Regions from separate parts of the Homo sapiens genome. Here region 1 is linked to region 2. Evidence: chromatin contacts called from ENCODE Hi-C or POLR2A ChIA-PET data. All regions are on one chromosome and are shown on one strand. Each heading gives the region's core, a stretch centred on a gene start or an enhancer-like site at or near the end of the contact. The rest is flanking DNA. Distances are from core to core; before and after follow the strand shown. Region 1 has its middle 14 kb from the start of PWWP2A. Region 2 overlaps CCNJL (cyclin J like).

The links. A loop is a pair of places that touch in the nucleus more often than their neighbours do. ChIA-PET counts read pairs that join two places held with the same protein, here RNA polymerase II (POLR2A). Pooled maps may share reads with other maps.
Region 1: POLR2A ChIA-PET joins it to region 2 with 11 read pairs in WTC11. The contact joins two enhancer-like sites. A Hi-C loop is called at or near these places in 1 of 50 pooled maps. POLR2A ChIA-PET finds 5 or more read pairs at or near these places in 4 of 52 experiments (WTC11, activated CD4-positive, alpha-beta T cell and activated CD8-positive, alpha-beta memory T cell).

What each region holds. Positions count from the first base shown.
Region 1 is chr5:160,131,027-160,135,546 of GRCh38, reverse strand. No RefSeq gene overlaps it. Among named protein-coding and RNA genes, the nearest start is that of PWWP2A, 14 kb to the right of the region's middle. Within about 2 kb of position 1,888, at least 11 of the 41 ENCODE cell types and tissues checked have a DNase peak (open chromatin) inside an H3K27ac peak, as active enhancers do.
Region 2 is chr5:160,285,612-160,290,180 of GRCh38, reverse strand. The region is part of intron 2 of CCNJL (cyclin J like); the gene reads left to right. Among named protein-coding and RNA genes, the nearest start is that of CCNJL, 25 kb to the left of the region's middle. RefSeq lists enhancers at 800-1,777, 3,292-4,025, 4,026-4,569. Within about 2 kb of position 2,405, at least 20 of the 41 ENCODE cell types and tissues checked have a DNase peak (open chromatin) inside an H3K27ac peak, as active enhancers do.

The sequences.
Region 1 (4,520 bases), core at 639-3,138, 150 kb after region 2:
TGGGGTTTCACCATGTTTCCCAGGCTGGACTTGAACTCCTGAGCTCAAGCGATCCACCCGCCTTGGCCTTCCATAGGTGTTGGGATTACAGGAGTGAGACACCATGCCAGGCCAATGAGATATTTTGAAATATTTTTCTCCCACTAATTTTTAAGATCTGATGTGGGCTTTATACTTACAGAACATCTCATTTTGGATAGGAACATTTCATGTGCTCGATACTCACGCAGAGCTGGTGGACACTGTGTTGGGCAGCATAGCTCTGGAAGGTATTGACAGCTAAGCTATAGAGAGACACTGACTCAACTATTTCCTTTCTTTTCCTGTTTTGAGTCTCTTAAAAACTCAAAAATCGCCAGGCGCGGTTGCTCACGCCTGTAATCCTAGCACTTTGGGAGGCCAAGGAAGGCAGATTACCTGATGTCGGGAGTTCAAGACCAGCCTGGCCAACATGGCGAAACCCCCGCTTTACTAAAAATGCAAAAAATTAGCCAGGTGCAGTGGCGTGCGCCTGTAATCCCAGCTACTCTGGAGACCGAGGCAGGAGAATCACTTGAATCCGGGAGACAGAGGTTGCGGTGAGCAGAGATCACGCCACTGCACTCCAGCCTGGGCTACTGAGTGAGACTTGGTCTCAAGAAAACAAAACAAAACAAAACAAAACAAAACAAAAAACAAAACAAAAATCAAGCTATGAAAATAATCTTTCCAATTCACTTTACTCACCTTGGAATGTCCTTTTTTCCAAGCACTTGGTTCCTAGGCTGACAAAAAGGAAGCCCTTGGGCTCTGGGTGAGTCTGGAGTGGGATGCAGACTTTCTCTTTTTGTCTTTGACTTTTAAATATTGAAATAATAGAATCTACTTATGAAGTGCCAGGCACAGTGCTAAGTGATTTGCACACATTGTTTAATCTTTACAATGATCCTATGAAGTAGGTTCTATTGTTATGTTGTTTTCACATCTGGAGCAAAACAGGCTCAGAGAAGTCAAGTATCCTGTCCAAAGTCACACAGCAAGGAAATGGTAGGACTTGATTTCCCTGAGTCAGAAGGCAGTGCCTTTATTAATGAGTTCTTAGGCAATTCTTTATCATTAGTAAATTGCAGAGTTAGGATTCACATGATTCACATTCACCTCTTTTCATTTTTATTTTTTGAGATGGAGTCTCGCTCTGTCCCCTGGGCTGGAGTGAGGATTCATATTCACTTCTGACTCCAAGTTGATCTATTCAAACACATGTTGAAGTCCCAGGTTTCTCACTTTAAAAAGGAATAATAATAGTCACCTTGCAGGGTGATTTTGAGGATTAAATGAGCTAATTTACTTGCAAATCTGTACCGGAACTAGAAGTCTTTTGACTGGCTAAGGGAGTTCTAGTTTAGGCCTTTCACTAAGGGTTTATGAGCTGATTACCATCAATTCCCATTACCTTTAGTGACAATCATGGAAACTGTGAGCCCCGTGCTTAGCCCAAGAGTTCAAGAAATTAGAAAACCTGGACCAGGACCATGGGCCCTGCACGGCCCTGAGTGATAGAATGCAGTGAACAACAGGCCAGGAGACCGGGGGGGGGGGGGCGGGGGCGGGGGGTGCCTGTTCTAGTCCCTGCTGTCCCTCGGAAGGGCTGAGAAACCTTGGGCAAGTCCCTTCTCTGTAAACTGAGGGAAGAGGACCAGATACAATGTGAATTCCTCCGCGTTCTGACACTTGAGCTGTGCCCAGCGTCGACCCGCCCCACCCTCCCTGACACACAGTGTTTAAAGGCCCCGGCGCCTCCGCCTTGTGACTTCAATGCACGTGGTACTCGGTCCCCCAGTGGGCGGAAAACTCAGGGGTGGCCTTATTATGAATGAATATCGAGCAATAACCGCAGGGTTGAGGCTTCAGACAGAAGTCACTATGGTGACCAAAGCACAACGAAAGAGTGCAGGCTCCAAGAGCCCTCCAAGGTCTCCTGCCTTTCATTCCAGAGCTCTGCCGGGCTCCCTGCACCGCGAGCTCCGCTGAGTTAAGTGCCTCAAGGTCACGGGAACAAAGAAAGGGCAACTAAATTGGCTTCATCTGTTCCCTTCCTAGTCCGCATCCACAGAGCTGGATGGAGTGGGCTGAGTCCGAGCGGAATTCGGATTTGAATACAGGAACCAGCTCATACGGAAGGGGGTTACCTCTCAAGGTTCCCAGGCCAGGAGTGGGTGGGCGGGGGCTGAGGGCGGGGGTAGGAGCAGCACCATCTCCGTTGCAGCGCCACAAAGACAGCCAAGACCCAGGCCTCGCCAACGCTGGAGGAGGAAAGCGCCTTATGAATCATTTAAAGTCCATGAAAGACTCTCCTGGGACTTGCTTTTCTCCTTCACCCAGCAGAGATACCAGGGCAGAAAAGAATGTGTCATGACCCAAAGGAGAACAAAATGTCCAGGCTAGTGGAGCTCTGGCTTCTCATATGGGAACTCTCTTGTCTCTCCAACCCATCAGATCCTGGGGAACCCAGTTACGCCTATTCTTCTGCACACCCTGTCTAGAAAACCCACGTTTGGGATCTTCCTATTACAAGGCGACCAGGCCCTATTTTATTCACTTATTTATGTGTTTATTTGCCAAAAAAACAATTCGAAGATTCCCCCCTAAGAAATACATGTTCACTGTAGAAAATTTAGAAAATTAGGATAATTGAGACATGTAGATGGCCAAAAAGAAAAGAAACTCCCCATTAACCCTACCACCTAGAAATAACCGTTTACTTATTTGGTCATTTGTTTATAAATTCTATGATTTATTTTTATTTTGAGACAGGGTCTCACTCTGTAGCCAAGGCTGGAGTGCACTGGCGCAATCACTGCTCCCTGCAGCCTCGACCTCCCATGCTCAAGCAATTCTCCTACCTCAGTCTACCAAGTTGCTGGGACTACAGGCATGAGCCACTGTGCCGGGCCTACAAACAGATATAAGTATATTTTGAGACGGAGTCTCGCTGTGTTGCCCAGGCTGGAGTGCAATGGCGTGATCTCAGCTCACTGCAACCTTCACCTCCTGGGTTCAAGTGATTCTCCTGCCTCAGCCTCCCAAGTAGCTAGGAGTACAGGAATGCTCCACCACACCCAGCTCATTTTTGTATTTTTAGTAGAGATGGGTTTTCACTATGTTGGCCAGGTTGGGCTGGAATTCCTGACCTCAGGTGATCCACCCACCTCGGCCTCCCAAAGTGCTGGGATTACAGGCTTGAGCCACTGCACCCGGCTTTTTTTGTTGTTGTTTTGTTTTGTTTTGTTTTGTTTTGTTTTTGAGACACAGTTTCACTCTGACACCCAGGCTGGAGTGCACTGGTGCAGTCTTGGCTCACTGCAACCTCCACCTCCTGGGTTCAAGCAATTCTCCTGCCTCAGCCTCATGAGTAGCTGGGATTACAGGCATGTGCCACCACACCTGGCTAATTTTTGTATCTTTAGTACAGACGGGGTTTCACCATGTTGGCCAGGCTGGTCTTGAACTCCTGACCTCAGGTGATCTGCCCACCTTGGCCTCAAAGTGCTGGGATTACAGGCGTGAGCCACCGCGCCCAGCCCTCCTACAAATATTTTTTTGAAGGCCTATCATATGCAACGCACTGTACTAGGAATAGAGGTACAGAGATGAACAAGGCAGGTCTTACAAGGAGTTTTTTCTGTATAAAACTGTACACACATACCTTCCTAAAAAATCTCTGCTGTTCTAAAACTAAACAAATAAAAATAAGGTAGAGAATAGGAATTTGGTATAAAATTGAACCAAAGCAACTTAGAACTAAATATTCGGGTCAGTTTGTGTTTGTCTATGTAGTCAAAGAAACAACTGGAGGTAAACATGGAAATAGCTGCTTGGGAGTGAATGGCTATGAAGTAAATGCTAAGACTGGTGCCTGGGCCCCAGTTCCTGGCTCAGAATTTACATTGGCTGAACCAGGTGATGTCCACACTCCTACGCAGGCCTCCAGACCCTTGGAAAAGATAATGAGAAAAGTTACTGGCTCACATGTGTGATCTAATTTAACATAAACTTCACAGCAAGTATTTGAAGTAGATTGGCCAGGTGTGGTGGCTCATGCCTGTAATCCCAGCACTTTGGGAGGCTGAGGCAGGTAGATCACCTGAGTACTGGAGTTCGAGACCAGCCTGGCCAACATGGTGAAACCTCGTCTCTACTAAAAATACAAAAATTAGCTGGGTGTGGTGGCGGGCACCTGTAATCTCAGCTAGGAGGGAGGCTGAGGCAGGAGAATCACCCAGCCTGGGTGACAGAGTGAGACTCCATCTCAAAAAAAAAAAAAAAAAAGAAAGAAATGACTTATCATTCCCATATTACAGATAGGGAAACTGAGACAGAGAATAACTGTGATGGCAGAGAAGCAATTCTATCAAAATGATCTCAGGTTTGTGATTCTTTTATTTTGTCACCCAGGCTGAAGTGCAGTGGCATGATCACAGCTCACTGCAGCCTCAACCTCCCGGGCTCAAGCAATCCTCCCCACTCAGGCTCCCAAGTAG
Region 2 (4,569 bases), core at 1,156-3,655:
GAAAATAATGCAGTGCAGGACACTAAAAGTTAAACCGAGGACTTCACTTCCTCCCCTAATAGAAGAAACCAAGGGTGCCTGGCGGAACTTTCATAGTACAAGTCACCTTCTAACCCCTCCGAGGTTAGCCTCAAAATGCTTTCAAAGCCTGTGTGTGAAGAGCACATGCTGAATTTTTTCCTCCCCCTCCCCGGCTATGCAGCAGTGATAGGTATGGTTCTCTTGGGGGCAGTCTCTGCCCTGCACATCTGGCCGTGGGCCCAGGGTCTTGAGTGACTGCATTTCACCTGGCCTCACCTGCACTCCCGGGCACGTCTGAGCCCAGCACAGGTATGGGAAGTGTTTGTCACTCTGCCAAGGTCAGCACCTGGGGACGGGGGTTGGGAAAAGCAGCCAAGGACCAGACACATGCCTGGAATCTTCAGAGACCTGTCCAGGCAGCCCTGCTGCCTCTCTGTCTCTCCGTGTAGCTTAGGTTGGGGCTTTAGGTGGGCTGTGATTCATGAGTCCTTGGCCTTTTCCGGGGCACTTTCCCTCTCAGGTAATCCTCTTTCTGCTTGAGAACCCCCAGGCAAAACTCTTGGGCAGCAAGGAGAGTGGTTTCTAAAGGGGCAGCCACCTCTCCTTCCCCCAGAATGGCTCCTCTGGTCTCAGAAATGCTGGCTCACACGTCACAGTGGGGTTTCCCACTTGGGGAGCAGTGACCTCTGCCATGGGTTACCCTAAGGAAGGAAGCCAGGGTAGATAAGGGAGTCCCGAGAGGAAGGGAGGGCATAGAGGGCCACAGGCAGAGGGAAGATTCCTCAAAACACTCTCCATGTATTCAGACGTCCATTCACTGAGCCAGCAGCTACTCATTAGTACTTACTCTGTGCCAGGGACCAAGGGTATGGCCAAGGGCAGGAGAGAAAAGCAGCTCCGTCCCTCATGGAAACCCCCTTCTGTGGGGGGCAGGGGACAGTTCCTAAACATGCTTCAATGTGCAGTGGCTGCTGGCGGTGGGAAGCCCACAGGAGGCTGCTGGGTAGGAGGGAGGTCAGGGATGGCCTCTGAGGAATGGTCTGAACAGGGACCTGAAGGAAGAGAAACAGCCCACATGCCCAAAATCTGGGTTTGATGACGTCATGGCACAACCTTACGGTGGAAAACTAGGCAGCCATTGCAGACATTGTTTCCCATGCTCTCTGAGGGGCAAGTGGGAAGCAGTTGTAGATCGCTATGGCATTTTATGAGAGTTTGCACAAAGAAATATCTGAAGAATCCAGGTAGAACCTAGTAGTACTTCTGTCTGAATCCTTCTAAGTGAGGGAATATGAGTGATGTTATTCTTTTTTTTTTTTTTTTTTTTTTTAGACAGAGTCTCGCTCTGTCGCCCAGGCTGGAGTGCAGTGGCACGATGTCCATTCACTGCAAGCTCCGCCCCCCCGGGTTCATGCCATTCTCCTGCCTCAGCCTCTAATTTTTTTGTATTTTTAGTAGAGACAGGATTTCACCATGTTCGCCAGGATGGTCTCGATCTCCTGACCTCGTGATCCGCCCGCCTCAGCCTCCCAAAGTGCTGGGATTACAGGCGTGAGCCACCACACCTGGCTGGTTATTCTTTTTAAGATTCATCAGTGAACATATAATTTATAATTAGTAAAAAGAAAAAGAAAGGAAAAGAAAAAAATGGAAAATTCCTTCTGGAAGGGGCTTTGCATTGTAGGAAGATGAAGTGGGATACTTACTGGGCATGGGGTGTTATTATGACAGGGCAGATTTTGTTAAAGGGATGATGTGGGGTTGCTAGGAAATCCTCAGGGATAAATTTTGAGCTGGGCCTTGTAACACAGTGGGTATCTAGTCTTTTTGTTTGTTTCCAAACTGAAAACATAGTAACTGAAGTAATAAAGTGGTTATGCATTGAGCATTTTTGAAAAATTCAGGCTGTTGAAAAGCATGATCGTGAAAATGCAAGATCTCAGTGCCCATCCCGACCTCTCCTCCGTAGCCACTGTTAATATTTTGATGTATCTTTTCTAAGTTTTTTCTAGCCCGTAGCTATTATGTTAAAAAATAATAATAATAATAAAGGACTGTGATGACAAAAGCAGGGGTTTTTGTAAGGTGGATTTCTTTTTCCCGGAACTCCACCATGGCCATCTGTCCATGCCTCCACCTGTTCATCTCTAGATACTCCTGCGGCAGATGGGCTTCCCTGAGTCAGGTGATCAAGGGCCAACAGCTGGGGAGGGAGAGTGATCAGGAAGCCTCTGCCCTTCCCTCCCCTCCCACCTCAGCCCCCTTCTTCTACAGCCTCCCCCTAGCCTTTCTGCTGCCCACACTCTCACCGCCTGTGGCCCTGCCAGGCATGCTGAGGGGAAGGTCACCCTGCCTGGCCAGGTTCCTGCCCGCCCAGCGCCTGCCTGATTGCTGAATGCCTGCCAAGCTCCTGCCTAATCTGGGGAGAGCTTTAGAAGCCGCCCTAGGGCAGGCTGCTCTTTTGTTTCTGGAATCCAGGCCACTCAGCAGAGGGGCTGGCTTCCTGCACTGCGCTGCTGCGGCCTTCAAGTGGACTTAGGTCAAGAGTGCCTGGGGAGGAATGCAGTCCCTTAGAGCAAAGCCCTTGTAATGAATGCCTTCCCTGCACCCCCTAATTGGGTTAGCGAAGTGATCAGCTAGATTCTCAAACTAAACAGGATAGGCATGCTGCAGTCCTACATTGTTATTTCCATGACAAAGAATCTCCCTTTTCCCAGTGAGGGGAACAAGCTGAGGCTCAGAGCTGCTAATTCTACTTGGTTTGAGGGCTCTGCAGAGGACACACTGACAGAGGCACCTCAGCTCAAAGGTAGAAAGCCTCATTGCACATTTCTCAAAGCAGGTTTCTTTGAAAGCCCAAAGAGCCTTTGACAGAGATAGATCAATTCAACTTCTCTGAGACTTGATTCCCCAGCTTGAGGGAAGAGGAAGGGCCACTAGGCTTGCTGAGCTGCTGTTAACACCAAATACTCTACATTTACGGCAGCGTGACCCCCATTTCTCAGATAGGGACACTGAGGGTCAGTTCACATGCCCAAGGTTGGTAAATAGTGGAACTAAGATTCCGACCCAGAACTGCCTGACCTCACACTCTGTAGGTATCAAGCTAATCCCCGGTATGTGGGGGCGGGAGGTGAGGTGGTTGGTACAGGGAGTGACTCTGTATTTATTCTTTCTTATTCGATACATATTTATTGAATGTCTGCATCTGTGCCAGCTACATAAATAAGTAAATTTTCGGCCACAAAGAGAAGACTACCAAGAGAATAAGGGGAACCTGATTTGGAATGATGGAGAGGTCAGAGAAGTCTTAGGAAGTGACATTTAAGTCAGTATTTGAGGGACAAACAGAAACAGGGAGAAAGAGCATCCCAGGGAGCCAGTGTTCTAGCTTCAAAATCCTGCCCTCTTGAGACCAGCCCCTTCCAGCACGCTGTACCTACTAACCCCTACTTGCCATATATTGCTATGCATTCCAGTGGTCCATAACTTTTCCTTTTTTCTTTTCTTTGCTTTTTTTTTGAGACAGAGTCTCACTCTGTCACCCAGGCTGGAGTGCAGTGGTACAATATTGGCTCACTGCAACCTCTGCTTCCCGGGTTCAAGTGATTCTCGTGCCTCAGCCTCCCGTGTAACTGGGACCACAGGTGTGCACCACCATGCCTAGCTAATTTTTGTATTTTTAGTAGAGACGGGGTTTTGCCATGACGACCAGGCTGGTCTTGAACTCCTGGCCTCAAGCGATCCGCCCACCTTGGCCTCCCACAGTGCTTGGATTACATGAGCCACTGCACCTGGTCCATAACTTTTTCTTTTATGCACCAATGTCTTTCTTTGAGAATCTGCTCAAGGCAAAGGACGCTTCTCCCAGGAACACGTACAGGAAAGACGTTCTTTGTGTTGCCTTGAGTTCTCTTCTCTCACTTGGCTCAAGGGAAAATCTAGAAGGCTTTGAGCTTGGCCAGTTGAGTGGGGAGGGAGGTCAAGACGTTGCCTATCTGACTTGTGTTTGGGGGCTTTGGACTGCACTGATGAAGGCAGCGTGGCCCGGCCAAAGGTCACTTGGCTAAGTCTAATTTCCGGCAGCTGCAGCCCACCAGACACCAAGGATCTATGACTGTGGCTGCTGCTTGTCATGACCCTAAACTTAGAGCCCTGTGCTTAGAGGAAATACCCACGTAGTCTGCAAGCTTGTAGGGGCTGCTGGAAGGTAGGAGCACTGTTGAGAGGAGCTGCCGCCCCGCACTGGCTGCTGCTACCAGCTGTCTGGCCTTACCCTAGGAAGAAGCTGGCCAAAAGATCTCTATGCAAGGCTGCTCAGACCAGGCCAATGATCTGCTCTAATCCCTTCAGTTTCTATTGCCCTCAGAGTAGGGCAAGGCAGTTTTCTCAACAGGGCATGCAAGCTGGGCCCCTGCCCACGTTTCCAGCCTGTGTCTAGGCACACCCTGCCTGGCTGGCTGTTCCCCAGATGGGACACTTGTGTGGCTTTGCAGGTGCTGTTTCTCCTAGTGAGAGATCCTTACCTTTCCTGCATCTTCAACAGGT